Regions from separate parts of the Homo sapiens genome. Here region 1 is linked to region 2. A link is a loop called in an ENCODE intact Hi-C map of the cell type or tissue named here. Cell type or tissue: heart right ventricle. All regions are shown on one strand. Each heading gives the region's core, and the rest is flanking DNA. Links, peaks and the distances in the headings are about the cores only.

Region 1 (8,345 bases), core at 32-8,031, 62 kb after region 2:
AGATTATATATTTGTAAGCCTAGAGATGAAGAGACACATAATTCTAGAATATGAAGCAAATGTTAGAAAGAGTTACTTTAAAAACACAAACAGAAGGGATTCCAACATCTCAAATTGGAAGAGAGAAAAACTGAGCTTTGTTAGAACCAAAGATGACAGAAAGAGAAGTGACAACACTGAGTAAAAAGAAAGAAAGGAAATCTTATTTCCACAGGGAATAGAAAAGGTGCTAAAAGAAAACATTTTAACCCAGGACTAGAAAGTAAAACAATTTCTACGGTGGTGGGTGCTGCTAATTATCCACTTGTTATTTTTTTCTGTCATTCTTTCTCAATCAAGAGAACCCCAGATTTATTCTATGCAATACTGTGCTCGCGAAATGTTGCATTATTCAGCTCTCCTTGTAAACAGGGTTGTCCAAAGTGATGTGGCCATGAAAGCTGGTATTGCTGCAGTCACCATATGACATGAGATGACTGAAGATGGAAACCAGTGCCAAAATGTAGTTAAGCACAAAGAATGAAACTGAGTCTCTGATGACCATAGAGGCCCTCATCTTCACCCTGGACTGCCTGTTTCTGGCATTTTACATGAAAGGAAGAAAACCACTCTTTTAATTTTGTTTAAAAAGGAGTATGTGCAATAATTTATAACTTTGTTTCTTTCTAGTAGGAAATAAAGACTGCCCATCTCCAGTAATGTTTCTGTCATCCTTTTTTCAGTCTAACATTTTTATTTTCTTTGACCTAATATGTAGAAAACGCTCATGACTTTGCATATGTGGTTTGAATTAATGAAAAAGAAGAAGAAAAGCAAAGGGTAAATCTTGAACACACAAAAGAGAAGGTGATTTTATGTAAATATCTTTGTAAAATAACCAATGAAGTGAAAAACACTTCAAATTCTGCTTACTTTTTAAATATCAATATTCAAATAGTTTTGTTTCAAAAATTCAAAATTCAGTTAAACACACAGAACTTTATTCTGATAATGACAGTCTATTGACTGAGATCACATGGGAATGAGAAATGTAATAAAAAAGAAATGCTTAGATTATTGCTAGAAAAAAGTATGCATAAATTAGAAATACTTGGACCTAGACATACTACAGTACTATGTGTTTCTAATTGTTGAAAATCATCACTGTGCAATATTTAAACTTAAACTAAGAATGCTTCATTTCTAAAGTTGGAAAAACTAATTTCAAGTGAATAAAATCATCTTCAAAATTGGATATAATATTCAATATTCTAAGTTCAGAAAGAAGTTTTAAACAGCAAGGCATTTAATATTGCCATCCAGATACTATTCTGATCTGCTGATGTGGAGTTTACTACTGACGTCAATCAGAAATTTGCTTAAGTAGGGACTGATGAATAGAGTATACTTCCTTTCTGGATTTCTTCTTCTATCCAGAAACATAACAGGAAGGTCATTTGTTTTAGAATAGAAGAGTATGTGAGTGGTATAAAATGACCTTGAATTATGATCTCTTCTGACATCTAATGTGTAATATGTATTTTTAAAATCTAGGAGCAAATACATAAAACTATAGGTAAGTGATAGACAAAACCTGAAAGAAGAAAACTCCTTTTTAAAAAACAATGTAACTCAGTCCAAGTACCAGTGAAAAATATTTGTATCTAAATGTGATATAGTTCTAAGAAGCAGAGTCATTCAGCCTCCAACAGGTTTGTGAAATGTATTTCAGGAGAAAAGAAATTATCAAACAAATGTACCCCACTCCCGCCCCACAGTAAAACTAAATGCAATAGCATGATAGCTCAGCAGATGCAATGTGAGGTTGCCCTGCATGTCAGCATGACAAGACAGTGTATAACTCTAGCTAAAAGCCAAACTTGTAGGGAAAGCATATTTGCTGTCCATCAAACATAGGCCCATGGTTGCAATAAATACTTATCTTTATCTATCACTGGCTACCTGCCTATCTTTAATTTCAGGCCCTTGAAATTTTATTTCATTAACTATTAAGATACGCTTGTGCTCTCCTATTTTTAGGCCTATTTCTCAAAAGTGTTCTATTTGTATAATACATCAAAAAAGAAGACAGTGGCTGTATGTTTCTTCCCGTTGTTGGGATATTTGGAAGGAAGGGAGTGGAGGTTATTTTGGGCAAGAGTTTGTCTCTGGTCAGCTGAAACACATCAGTGAAGTAATTTCTATTTAAGTCTTGGCTTTGTCACTCAGCCTGTAATAAGCCAGAACTGTCAAACAGAAATCAGAACACAAATCAGTAATGGTTGCCAGAAAAAATGGACAGAAGAAAAAAATTCGATTTACAAGGCAGGAGGGAGTGGTCAGTGGTTACTTGCAGCACAAGCCAACAGTTTCCTCAGAAGTTTGGATCAGTAGACGCTATACACTTATTCAAAAATCCTGTTGCTTACTTGGGGAGAGGGCTTATTAATTATTTAAAACGTGGGGACAGCTGTATTGTTCTCAGTCTGATTCTCAATGTGAAGAAAATAAGAGGCAATGTGGGTGAGTAGGACAAGATAGAGGCACTTTCTGAAACAATTTTAATATGAATTGCTCACTTCACTTTGAAATCAGCTGAATGCTAGAATGTCAACAGTCACAAACTTATGTCTCCTTCATGTTTTGACAATGTTCAGTGATCTAATAGCACCAAGTTTTGCAAACTCTCTTGCCTAAATGCCAATTCTGCATATTAAGTTAGCTCTGTCTCAGTAGGGGTGTCAGAATCTTGCTGATTTTCACTCACTGAAGTGTAAGGCTTGCTTCAATCAATCAGCAACATTCTCAGCAATTTATCCATTCCATGTAAACTGAAACAAGATAATGTGTCCCATTTTTAAAATCTGGTCTATACTCGTCATTTTAAAAAGTATAATCTGGAGGCTCAGTCCCTTATCCTTCTTCTGAAGATGAACAGTTTATCTTGGAATGGCTTTTCCCTGGACAAGATCAAATGCCCATGCTAAAGCAACTTTCCCATCATCTGCAATCTGCTTCATGGGATAAATAATACAGTCACAAAATTTTACTGATGAAGAAAATCTTAAAGATCACCTGTGACATTCATTTCATGTCACCACTGAGAAAACAGAACTCTGAGAAATAAAGTAACTTCCTCAAGAACACAGCACTTTGGTGCCAAAGTGTGGCCTGATACCCAGAAGTCTTGATTACCAACCAGTCCATCATTCTTGTTGGCACCCCTACAAATGTAACTGGAAAACATGGACATCAACACTTCTCTTTTACAAATTCTCTCTCTTTACAATTTTACTTGATTTTACTTTTTCTTCATCTTGGAATCTTTTGTTTTAATACATCAGTTCCCCTTTTTGGAAATGTCTGTGCTAAAGGCCATTAATAAAGAAGTATTCAGAGCTGACACATCCCAAATAATGAAGCTGCTAACCTACATTACCATATTATACTTAATAAAATTAATTCGCCCATGTAAACCTTGAGTAGGCAAATTTGCACTTAGAACACACAGAGAACCATATTTGTGACACAGATAGATAACTATTAACTCCTTTTAAGCTTTCAAATGCCTTAGGATTTCAGAGTAAAGAATCAGAAAACTGCAGCTCTAATTCAAATGAATCAGGGTAGAGCAGATGGTTGAAGAAGGAACACAAGCAAGAAGGAAATCTCCTGTTCTCCCTTTCTGATTACTTTGCCCACAGAGGAATAACGATTCAGAGAAAATCAGTAATCATGGCGGATGTCATTAGCATATTCCCAATAAGGGAGCTTACGTAAAAATTCCCAGAGAAAATGAATGACTACTTGCAGATCAATTTGCAAAAGGCGCTCATCTCCAGCTGCCTCCCTTCTCCCAAAATGTGAATGATTTAAGACTTAAAAATTGAAGTTTGTAAAAGTTATGGGCAAATGCTAAAGGTTGTTTAAGTTAATAATGATGATTATTACAAGTAAAATAGAGCAGGTATATTTTCAAGTTTGTCAGTAATTAGTAGTACCTAATGTTTCACATTTCTAATTAAATTCCATTTGTGCTGCAACAAAATCCAAAGACTTATTAAAATATTGAATAACCCTCTCCCTCTCATCTCTTCATAATGGCTGATTAAGCAAACTGCAATGAAGCACCTTCATTGTTTTATTGTGAATCCATGTGGTAAAGTGTGTTTTTCTCTCTCTTAATTGATGAGCAGAAATCATTGAAACAGCACATCAACTCCATAGAAAAACTTGCACAAACAATTTTAAAAGGGGAAAAATTTCAACTCAGGTAACTAGGAATTTAGCATGCTTTTGTTGAGAAAATATTTCAGAAGTTGTGCTTTTAACTAAATGCGGTGCAAGAAAATGACAGATGCTTGCTTAAAGTTATACAGAAAACACCTGATAAGTTTGTCATTGGTAACCATTTCTCATTGTTCTCCTGTACAGTTTCTAGATTTCTAGTTATTGAGAGGGTACAAACATCCATTGCTCTTTGTCAAGTTGAATATTTAACCCTCAAACACAAGACAGAAGAATTCCCTTTCATAGGAGGAATAGCAGTTACCAAATATGCAAACACCTTTATCAATAATAAATCTCCCTCATAAATTAACCATGAGACACAATATTGGCAGGTCTTCATATTAAATAGAGAAGAGCTAGGTAATGCCATCATTGATTAGACCAGTAGGAAGCAGATGGTTAAATAACACAATAGGAAATGTCACAATCGTTTTAATTTTATTATTGAAACCCAAACTTTCAGTGGCGGTAGACAGATTGCCTTCATTTTTCATCCATAAAACAAGCATCTTGAACATTTTATCAAAAAGAACTTTTTCTTACACTGGCATTGCAACCAATAAAACCTTTTATGCATGGCAAGTTGGCAGAAACTATTAATAAAATGTCTGTCAACTGCAAGTCGCTCTTTTTTTCTTTAGCAAAAAAGGGGGAGAAATCATTAATTACAGTTTCTGTCACACACAAAAGACACTATGACTGTTCTGATGTCTTAACAGCCTGAATTCACCTAGTGACCACCTCTTCTGTGGATTTGAAAAGAGATGGGTCGTCATCCATCTAAACAAAAAGCTGCAGAGCTCTCCTAACACATTGCCTGTGTCTGCCTGGGCAACAAATGTGGTATTTTAGGTTGACTCTGAAAGAAGATTATGAATATGGATAGAATGCAAATACTTCATCTATCTTAATCAGAATACAGGAATTCAAGCTGTTGAGGAAAAAAAAAAAAAGACCTTAGAATTCCCATACAAGGAAAGAAATTTTATAGTGCTTATTGAATTTAGAAGACAGAGATTAGAAATGAGCTTAATGAATCTGTTCATCAGGAGGCAAGCAACAGACTTAGCAACAAGTGTAGATCAATTACCCTGATGACAAATAAATATAATGAACTTTCAAAGTGGGAAACAACTGTTTAACACAATTTAAGAGGAAAACAATATATTTTTTTTCCTTTTCTGGGTTGGCTTTGTCCTCCCCTTTCTACCTGATTATTTTTTTTCTTCTACTAACCACTTAAAAACCCTTTTCATTTCCCTGAAATGATCTTTCCTCACACAAGCTCCACATAATGGAAAAGAAAGAACACAACTACATAATTTCTGTAACCAAATATAAAGAGAACAAAAGGGCCAGGAATGACTTATATAGGTTCCTCCTGAATGTGCAGCAAGATTTTTTGCCATAACACTGTGTAGAAAACTGCCAGTTTTCTTTATTATTTCTATTTATCTGCTCCAAATGTGTCAACAAAAAGGTCTAGGTAGCTGGGTTCACCTGTCTTGGTTCCCCATTTCCTTTCACTTTTAATAAATGCATTTGCTCCAGGCGCTAGCGTATTGAAATGCAAGAGGTTTCTTTGTTTGTATATTTAAGAAACTTTTCAATTTAGTGGACTTCTTAATATGAAGACTAATAATTACAACACATCCATGTTGCTATGGTTTTTTTTTTAACAATATGGACTATAATTATTTTATGAGGTTCATTCAAGGATGTCTTTACACAGGGTGGGATATATGAGGAGATGAAATAAGTCTAATCTTATAGAACAAAAATGCTTTATAATAATCTATAAATCTAAGAAGAATAGTTATAGATTCTTAACCTAAAGTTTATTACAATTTTATGTTGTGATATATCTAGATTCAAATCCTAGGACTACCTGTTATGAGCTGTGTGACTTTAAGCAAGTTGTTTAACCTTTCTCTACCTCAATTTACTCATCTGCAGAAAGAGGAAACTACTAATAGATACTTCATATAAGAAATGAAATGATGCGAAGTATGTGAAGTACCTAGAACACTACTTGGACAGAGGAAGTGTTACATAGTTGTTAGCCATTATTAACTGGTCTATTTTTGTTTGATCTAAAGCCAAAAGTGAAAAGATGTGAACTGTTTAAAAATTCAAAGGCTAAAGCATACAATAGATCACTACTCATTCTTGACTGCTGACAGAATAGGTATGGCAAAAATTTGCAGTGGCTCATGCCTGTAATCCCGGCACTTTGGGAGGCCGAGGCGGGCAGATCACGAGGTCAGGAGATCAAGATCATCCTGGCTAACATGGTGAAACCTCGTCTCTACTAAAATAATAATAATAATAATAAATGAATGTAGGAACCCTCATTATGAATGAGCTACTGTGAAGGACTATTCCATTGGTAGATGGATGGTAAAGAAGACAGTAATGTTGGTAATTATGAAGTATGTGTTGTTTTCTCTCAGAACAAATGTCTGCAAAAATCTAGCAAGTATCGTGAAATTATCTTGTTATAAAGTTGGAATTCAAGGTAAGAAGTGAACATGCTCTTTCTTACCATATCTAATATATGCATGTGTACACATTATTTATATATACATATATATGCAATCTTTATAATCTTTGTTTGAGAAAACCCTTTTGAGTAGAATTTTTTATTACCGCTGGTTAAAAATGTCATATCACAAGAATCTGGCAAGCATTCAGAACCATTTAATCTTTCATCAAGGCTTAATCAGAAGAGGTTTATATCTCTTTTGTGCATTGTCAAGTGCCCACCACAATTTGTCTCCCCCATACTGGACCGACAGATTGAGTGAATAAGCAAAGAGCCGGAACATCTGAGTATAATTGCAGTGTCAGCACTGTTAACTGTATTTATGAGAAGAGAGTTAACACTATGACATTAATAATTTCATCAGATTACACATGTTTGCTTGACAAACAAGCAAGCTATTCTCTTTAAATTATCTGTGACTAGTGCTGTTTTCAGCTGGAGAACAGCCATGAATTCCAGTTTAAAAAGAAAAATAAACTCACCAAAACACCATTCAACTTACATTGTTATGTTTGGGGAAAGAAAAAAAAAATAAGTCTTTAAATATTTGCGTTGAGCCAGACTTTATAAATCCTGGTTTCCTGTCAATAAGAAAGAAAAAAAATGGTTAGGAACATACAATAAAAAGGAAGGGCCAGGAAGCATAATAATTGTGTCTCACTGTACTGTAGTTCAAAAATAGCTTCAGGCAGAGACACGAAGTCTTTTAGCTTGCCTTGACTTTTTAAACCACTAGATGCTCACCTGCAGTGGTTTCTGTGATTTGTGGCAGCTTACCAAAGGCACAGGATAATAAAGACAGTTTGTTACCCTCTAATTTTGGAGGGGCATAACACATGAAGCTTGTACAGCAATCTCTTACCTACATATTTCACTCCATAAGGGGAAACAATAAGAGAGAACATGACATGTATTCGAGAAGTAAATTACAATGTTATACTCTTTGGTCCAATAAACCATTGTGGGCTGTCATGCTCCTGACTACTGAAGTGTTCTTTTATGCTACAGCTTAATCAGCTGGGTCTAGGCTCTGCTTTTGCAGGCCAGTGCCTTAGGCAGCATAAATGCTGTGATTCACACATGTGATCACAGAAGCCTATATGGTAAGGACCACACAATCTGCCATGTAAGTTATTGGCCTGAGTGATGGATCTCCTTGCAGTTAATTTAGAAGATAGAATGGGACTTGAACCCGGTTGTTAAAATTATCACAAAACATTGAACCACCTGTTTGTCTTATTTAATAGGAGCATCTTGCTGGTGTTGGTTCTAACAAAGGTAACGTTTCATCATTTGAGCCTAGAATCTATGCCCTTGTGAGAACCCCACAGGCAGGAAGCATCTGTATTTATGAAGCTTACATGAGACAGCATGATGTGAACCTGAATGCAAAAAGTTAAAAGAGTTATATTGATTCCACTACTAGCAAGCCCCAAAACAAAAGCTTACCACTGCTATAAATACATGCAGAATTGGGTGTCAAAAGAAAGTATTTGGCTTACCTGTTTTAGTAATTCAGATAGTCGTTTTA
Region 2 (8,345 bases), core at 145-8,144:
AGGTGTTGTTTTCTGAGCCACCACGATGTTCTGAGCCCCGATGCCTAGAAGTAGTGCTTTTTCAGGAAGAAGTCTGAACCACCTATTCACATTCCCATATAGCATAAGAAATTTGAAATTCTCACTTTTGAAACCTACTATCTATATTTGTGAACTACCCATGAGGCATTTCAAAAGCAGCTTTTTTTTTTTTTACAATGACCCACTCTTGTTAGTAGTAAGATTTGTTTGTGAACTTGACTTCCTAGTTTTCCCACTTCCTGGTTAATAATTATGAGAGGTAACAGTTCATTGTGCAGTTACCTAGAGGCTACTGTTACCTTTTTTTTTAACTTAAATATCCAAGATACTTGTACTCTAAGAGCAGGTGAACATTCTCATACACGATTCATGCAGTGTAAAAGAGCCACAGGCTAAAAAGCAATGCCTAATCTCTAATTAGCTAATTTGAGCGAGGGAGGAGGAGGGTCTATATTCCTGAACAGCCTGCCTATGTTTTAAGAATATTTCGTATTCCTAAATCAAGCAGGCACGATTCAGCCCACTAGCCATTGGTTGCCTGTCCTAAGAAACATGAGTCTCCTGATATTTCAAATTGGTTGCAGTAAAGAATGCTCAAACCAAATGCCTGCTTCCTTCGGTTCTGCCCTGAAGGAATGCTGCTAGCAGCTCTTCAATCTCTTTCTTAAAACAATGGTTTCCATATACCAAACAGTGCAGGCTCTGTGGACATTTTCTCTTGTCCACAATAAAAGAAGAAAAATAAGCAGTCTGAAATGATACACATATATAAATGGAACAAATCTGTAGTGAGAGCCTTCCATATGCCAGGCAACGTTTCGGGTAATGGAGGAAAGGAGGTGAAGAAAAGATGGGAAGCCCATGACCTCATGAGCTTTATATTGTTGTTTTTTGTTTTTGTTTTTTGTTTTGTTGTTGTTGTTGTTGTTTTTGAGATGGTGTTTTGCTCTAGTTGCCCAGGCTGGAGGGCAATGGCGCGATCTTGGCTCACCGCAACCTCCGCCTCCTGGGTTCAAGCGATTCTCCTGTCTCAGCCTCCCGAGTAGCTGGGATTACAGGCATGCACCGCCACGCCTGGCTTATTTTGTATTTTCAGTAGAGACGGGGTTTTTCCATGTTGGTCAGGCTGGTTTCGAACTCCCGACCTCAGGTGATCCGCCAGCCTGGGCCTCCCAAAGTGCTGGGATTACAGGCGTGAGCCACTGCACCCAGCCATGAGCTTTATATTGTAATGGGGGAAATAGGCAAAAGCAAAGAAATGATAGATGGCAATGTAGTAGCAAGTGCTTGATGAAAAATAAAGCAAGGTTAAAGAATGGAGAGAAATGGAGGTGCAGAAGGGGAAGGTTTGTCCACATGGGGTCTGTAAAGAGGGGATTTCAACAGGGCTAGAGAAGCCCTGCCTCTTCTGGTTAGATTTGAGTGGAGAGCTCTGTCAATGCCCCAGGGGATCTGTTTCCAGTTAGAGGATGGGATTGACCTGGTGCTAAGGCAATAAGGTGAAAAGGGGCTTGGTGTGTTTCAGGAACCTGCTATTTCTGAAGGCCTTTGTGGCATGCTGGTGTAAAAGTTGCCAGGTCTTCATTTTTGAAAAGGCTGTCTTGTATTCTGAGATGATGTCTTTCCCCTCTCCCCCAGCCCCCCACTGATGTTAACATGTCCTTTCTTTTAAGAAATGATGTAAGATTTCAAGTTAGTTGTTGTTGTTGTTGTTTTTAATAGCCTAACTTGGCAATATAAAATGTTGGCAGCAGTATGCTGTTCTCTCCTTTTTTTCCCAAACTGATTCATGAAATACAAACTCTGTTAAGCTCTGGCTTAAGACGTGCAGAAAGTGCCAATCCTCCCTCTGTGTCCATGGAAAACTCCATCTTAATGCACTCCCAAGTATTTATTTGATTTGTTTACTAATTTTGGTACTTACTTATTTTCCAAGTTTGTCTTGAAAGAAAAAGAAGCACTGTGCTCCCCAAATTCACATTCTATATGTTTGGCTTATTTTATTTTACTTTAACATAAAAAAGGAGTAGTAAAATTTATCCCTGATTCTTTAATAAAACAGCATGTCAGCAGAACAGGTACAGGAAATGGGGCCCTCCAAAGTTCTTTTATAGTCTGACATCAGAATTAAACTGGGATGTTGAGAACATCTGGGGCTCTCTCTGTTCTCTGTCTCCTCCTAAGATTTCCAAGGGATATCCGTGTTTGCTTTGTGTTTGTGTTTTGGAGGTAGGGTGGGGAGTTGGGAGCTGCTTTTTATTTTTTTCTTTAAGAGAAAAGGAGAAAACCAGATATTTTCAAGGGAATTGACTACTAGTGGCCAGTATAACAAAGAAACCCCACTAAGCCTAACCACAACCTGACAGAATGAAAAGTGATTCCGGAGCTGCCACTCACCACAAATCCCCATGAACCATGCCAGGAAACAAGCTGAAAGAAGTAGAGAGGCTGCCGCTGAAGGGCCACAAACGTGGCCCCTAGAGAATCTTCTGGTCCCATTCAAATTCAAAGTGGTAGCGTGGAGGAGGGGTGGAAACTGAAGACAGAGAATTAGCAGCCCTGTGATCACTTTCAGGGTTATGATGGAACTGATTTAAAATGCAAAACCACATTCCGCTGTAAACACAGAGACAAACTGGAAGCAGAGGAAATAGAATTTTATTTGGTGATTTTCAATTTTAGGATTGAAATGGGGATGGGAAGAACTATGCTATTTATTTTTCCAGCACTCAAATTGCCTGTTCTTTTTTGTAGGATAAGTGAATGTGGACTGATAGATTACTTCTTTGGGCTTCAATGCTAATAAGGCATACTTCCCACAGAATCTGACAGAAAGGATGAATACCTTGCCCTGCTAATGGTTAATTTGTAGTGGCATGTGTATTTCTTGAATGTTCATGAAGTTTTCTAATTCATCACCACACAATTGGGCTTTTTACCTCTCTTTAAACAGAATGAAATGCCGGGAGGGAGAGAGGTTCGGGGGTGTTGTATTATCCCTCAGCCCCTGTATTTACCACCCAAAAGTTATTGCTAATTTTTGTCTACCTCAGAAACAAAATTGTTCTTCAACAAATAATTTAGTACTGACCACACTTTAAAATGTTTATTGCTGTTGAATCTGTCACAGATTGCATCAAGCCACAGAGATGCTAATCTATCTCATGTATTTGAAATTCCTCTGGGAAACATATATTTGGGCTTACTGCTGAGTGAACATGACTGTTAGGATTATGGAGACCATACGCAGTGAAGAAAGGCAGCATCGCTTTTCTGACTGGAAAGTAAACAATAGGGCGATTGTCAGCTTACACATAGGGCCAACAGCCCTACTGCTGAAGAGTTGGATGTAAAATCCTTGATCAGCAAGCTGTCTTGATGTTTTCTTCTTGGAGTTGGATGTTGTCAAGGATTCAGATGAGCCACCCCAGTGCGTATGCAGGAAACAAAACAGGATATTCTTGTTTAAGGACTGTTTTCTGTAATTATGTTGATTTTTTTATGCAACACTTGAACTTTTAAAAACTCAAGGATGCATAAGAAGTACTCCAGAGGAGAATAAATGATTGGGATTTTGTCATAAGTGAAATGTTATTATGAGTTCTTAACAAAATTAACTTGTTTTTGTTTGTGATTGGGTCTATGAATTAAGTATACTGAGACCATGCCTGTTTCATCTTCCTGCCCCCCTCCTCGGCGCCGCTCCCCTCCCCAGCCCATTTTCAGACAGGAGGTCAAGCTGTCGTTGGAACATCATATTTCCTGCTTGGAAAAGGCACTGGATTGTATAATCATCTGACAGGAAAGTTTCAAGAGTACCAGGAGCTTCCCTTGGAAGGCTTGGGGCGGCATGGGGAATGTGCAGCATCTATAAACGTCTTTCCTTTGTACAATCATGGGCCGTTCTATGGTTGTGTATACAGAGTTTCAATGTGGAAAGAGCTAAACTGAACTGTAAATACCCTGAGGAAAAAGTGTCTGTGGAAATATGTACCTTGGGCTTGCCTGGTACCCTGTAGTTATGTGTCCTTCCTTGCTAAGGAAGGAACATCTGGCTGAACAACTTACTGTTTAATGCTATCAGGCTACAGACATCCGGTCACTCCTTTCCCATCCCAATATAAATTATCTGCCTTAGACAAGGGATGTAACATATTTGTATGCCAAGAAATTTGATTTTGTTACAATTATTTGCTCTTAATTTAAGAGAATTACTTTGTACTCTTTTTCTTTTATTTAATCAAAATGTCATGTGATTTCCTATTTTACTTGAATAATTCTCATAATTTTACAACACAATGAAAGGATTATAGATTAGTGCAGGTCAATCTCCTCCATGTCCTCCTTATTTTTCTTAAGATTCCAATCCACAAAAGGTCATAGACAACATAATACTTCAGGTCCAAGGACACCTCAAGGTCCCTTTGAGAAAGCGATTATATTCCAAGAGAAGTGTGCCCTGAGTTTTAACCACTGTGATTCAATGAAGAACATAAAATGTGAACTAGTCAGCAACTGCCAAGTTTAGTCAGGAGCACCCTGTGAAAGCTGATCTTACTCTAGGGTTAGGCTGTTTTGGGGAGAGTTTAAAATGGTGCTTGCAGGACAGCCTGTCTGGGTTGAATTCAGATTCTACCCTTCGGCAAGGAAATTATTTAACCCTTCTTTCCCTTGGTTTTCTCATTTGTAAAAGGAAAATTATAATTGTTCCAATTATTCTTTGCTGCATAATAAAGCACCCTGAAATTTAATGGCTTGAAAGAAGTATGTCTTATTATCTCTCACTTTTCCGTGGATTGACTGGACTCTGTTGGGTTGTCCTCACTCAGGGTTCATAATTCCGGAGCAGTCAGATAGCAGCAGGAACTGAAGTCATGTAAAGGCTTCAGGGGACTGGCCCCACAATATGATTCATTCACATGCTGGTTGTAGGCTAGAAGCTGTGTTGGGACTCTGTTGACACCTGGCCTCTCCATGTTGCCTGAGCTTTCCCACAGCATGGAAGCCTTAGTCTGACTTTTTAGTGGAAGCTCAGGGTTCCAAAAGAACAAGGCAATGTTGCCAGTTCATTTAAAGGCTAAGCCAGGACCTAGTATGCTATCTCTTCTGCCCCACTCTATGCATCAAGCAAGTCAATAAGTCCAGCTCAGATTCAAAGGGAGAGGAATTAGACTCCACATCTCAATCTCAATTAGAGGAGTAGTAAATAATTTGATACCATCCCTGATCTACCACAAATACAGTATTAACCACATAGAGTTTTGTGAGAATTAAGCAAATTAATCTTTGTAATGTACTCAGACCAATGTGTCACACATGTAATGTATTTTCAATGAAAGTTACTTATTATTTTCTGGGTACTTATTCTATTTTATGTTTCTTCACTGCATTTATCACCATCCAACTTTGCTTGTTTTTTATATTTGTCTCTCGGTATGTGTTTATTGTCTCTCTCTCCTACCCAAATGTAAACTTCATTACCATAGGAACTGCTCTTCTAGGGCCTAGAAGAGTGTCTGGTGCTTGATGAGGGTACCATAAATATGTGTTGAATTAATGAGTGAACTAGTGAATAAGTGAATGAACCCAGTGAATACAAAACTGTAGGAAATAAACATCTTGGATGTTTGGTTGTAGAAATTGGGAGTGAGGGAGGATTACAAACAGGGAGGTTGACATTATGATTTATTTAAATATATTAAAAATTAGAATGAGTATCATCTCTCATATGAAGCAGTTTTAACTGCAGCTGTCTGGGGAAGCACAAAATATATTACCAGGCCTACCTTGCAACCAAAATTGGGAAGCTGCAGGTGGTCATTCACAGGCCTTCAAATCTGACAAGACTGGGCTTAAGTCACTGCTCCGCTGTTTGCTTGCTGTGTGACATGAAAAGTTTTTTAACTTCTCTGAGTTGTAAAATCTGTGAAATCAGGCAACAAGGCACACTGCAAGGGACTCCTGTGAGAATTAAATACAGCTGACAAAGGGTTTCAACAAAAGTACTGGACACAATTAATAAAAATGTACCAGTCCCTGAAAGTATTAATAATAGGTAAACTTTATTGACATGAATTTTATTTTACTTATACTCTATATTAAGTTAGACAGCTTTACAGTTTCTGTTTTTCAAAAACTCCACTTATGTTTCCAAACACATTAAAAAATATTAAAATAAAATTACATTTACTTTTTAATAACTCAACATTCAATCTGTGAGTATAATGACCCATAAACTGACCTTTCTGCTTCACCAGCAACTGACAAAAGAACTGGAACTGAATATTCACTAAGTTTTAACAACCATGTTAAAAATAAATGTTTACATTTATCAAGAGAAACTGTGACATCAGAGGAAATAAACATCATGTCCAAAGAACAACTTCCCAGAATTCAAGGGGAATTCCCCCACCTCCAATCTCTCTGTGAGGATGTCCAAATGTAAATTACTTAATCAACCAGATGCTGATTGTCGAGAGTTCAATGAATTCAAAACACTTGGAACTTTGAGAAATTTTAAAAGGGAAACCACTTTTTGTTCTTTAGAGTGCTTAGTATTTTTAAATAAACTTATAGGCCAAGATGAACTAATAAATATAACAATCCATTTCTTCAAAACATCGGGACTATATATATTTAATTCAAGATGGTTAATTTGTAGGTAGACACACATATTTATATAAATTCATAGTGGATACATTGAACAGAAATTTTGTCTGTTTCCTTGCTTTGCAAAAACTGTTGAATAATATTTCTTACACTGAAACATTTCTCTGGAACCTGGGAAAGATGGAAGCTAGAAAAAAGAATGATGAATAAAAAATCATACATCTTCAGACAGGGTGCGGTGGCTCATGCCTGTAATCCCAGCACTTTGGGAGTCTGAGGCAGGTGGATCACCTGAGGTCGGGAGTTTGAGACCAGCCTGACCAACATGGAGAAACCCCATCTCTACTAAAAATACAAAATTAGCCGGGCGTGGTGGTGGATGCTGTAATCCCAGCTACTCGGGAGGCTGAGGCAGGAGAATCACTTGAATCTGGGAGGCAGATGTTGCGGTGAGCCGAGATCACGCCATTGCACTTTAACCTGGGCAATAAGAGCGAAACTCCATCTCAAAAAAATAAAAAAGAATCATACATCTTCAAAAGGAAAGTATTCAGCACTGAAGTTGCATATTGCTGTCAGGTAGACAGTATAACATATATTCAATTCTCCAATCAGCAAAACACCAAAGAAGCACAGGGCAGACACGGCTCGGTCCTCCAAAGTGAAGGAGAACGTACTTGCCGACGACATCACGGTAGAGCATGGTAAAATTTGTTCTAGAGGGGACTTACAAATATAGGACTCACTGACGGGTTTGATACCAGATAGGTGGCAACACTCAAATAACATCTATCTAACATACCTGACAAAAGGTGGTTAGTAAATATTAGTTTTCTTTCCTTCTTTCATTTGAACTATTTTTTTTCCTCGCTTTTTTGTCCATGACCATAATGTCTGGGCTCTGTGACTAAGCGTATAGCCATGAGTGCTGGGATCACTTTATGGCTCTTTGTTCCCAAGTAAACAAGCCTAGTCTGGTTATGTATTAATCAATAGAAGGTGATAGCCTGCATAAAGAACCAATATGGGGAAAGCAGAGGCCCAGATGAAATCAATATAAAATAAATTTATCTGAGCCTTTCCATCCTTCCACTTCTAGTTCCTTTATGATCCATGATCCATTTTAGGAAGATCAGTATGCCAGGGACTGGTCTGCTCAGTGAACCTCACTTATGTGAAAAGGAGAAACTCTTGTTGTCACCTATCAGGACCTGATTGGATCCAATTATATAGGGCTTCATCTCTTAATCAGATACCGTATTGGCATTCATGCCATAGCTATTTTTCCTATACAGAAGTGCTGACAAAAGTGATTTGGAGTTTTCCTTTCTTCTTTCCACACCTTACCCCTTTCAGAGAATGTCTATAATTCCACTCCTTACGATAGTAAATCCAGATGGCAAGAATTCTCAACAAAATGTGTTCATAAACATTTACCTTTTTCTTTCATATTTGTAGTAATGATAACTAATCCCTACAGTCTGGATTATAATTTGTTCAATTTATCCAACCAAGGCAAAAGTCTTTTAGGGGAATTTCACTATCCAGTCTATTATTTAACCTCATGAACAAAATCGCTGTTGCTGCCTCACTTAAAAAGATTCATCATGAAGGTTAAGAACAGATGAGACGGGTGTCTGCAGTCTCCTGGAATCACAAATGTACAAACAAGAGAACTAATTTTTCTCTACTGTTTTTACAAAAAAAAGGAAAGC

Evidence for each region. Peaks named below come from ENCODE experiments on the same cell type or tissue, not always from the same donor. Only the 100,000 strongest peaks of a DNase experiment are listed, where the experiment ranks them.
Region 1: a loop joins it to region 2, with 2.0 times the contacts of the local background. A loop is called at or near these places in 2 of 110 quality-filtered maps.

Annotation. Positions count from the first base shown.
Region 1 is chr1:81,491,461-81,499,805 of GRCh38, forward strand. It overlaps a transcript of ADGRL2 not described here. Among named protein-coding and RNA genes, the nearest start is that of ADGRL2, 310 kb to the right of the region's middle. In heart right ventricle, for the core only: no CTCF peak of the experiment used is centred there; no DNase peak of the experiment used is centred there; H3K4me3 peaks cover 722 bases; H3K27ac peaks cover 3,720 bases.
Region 2 is chr1:81,428,958-81,437,302 of GRCh38, forward strand. It overlaps a transcript of ADGRL2 not described here. Among named protein-coding and RNA genes, the nearest start is that of ADGRL2, 370 kb to the right of the region's middle. In heart right ventricle, for the core only: no CTCF peak of the experiment used is centred there; a DNase peak (open chromatin) is centred at 3,835; H3K27ac peaks cover 6,916 bases.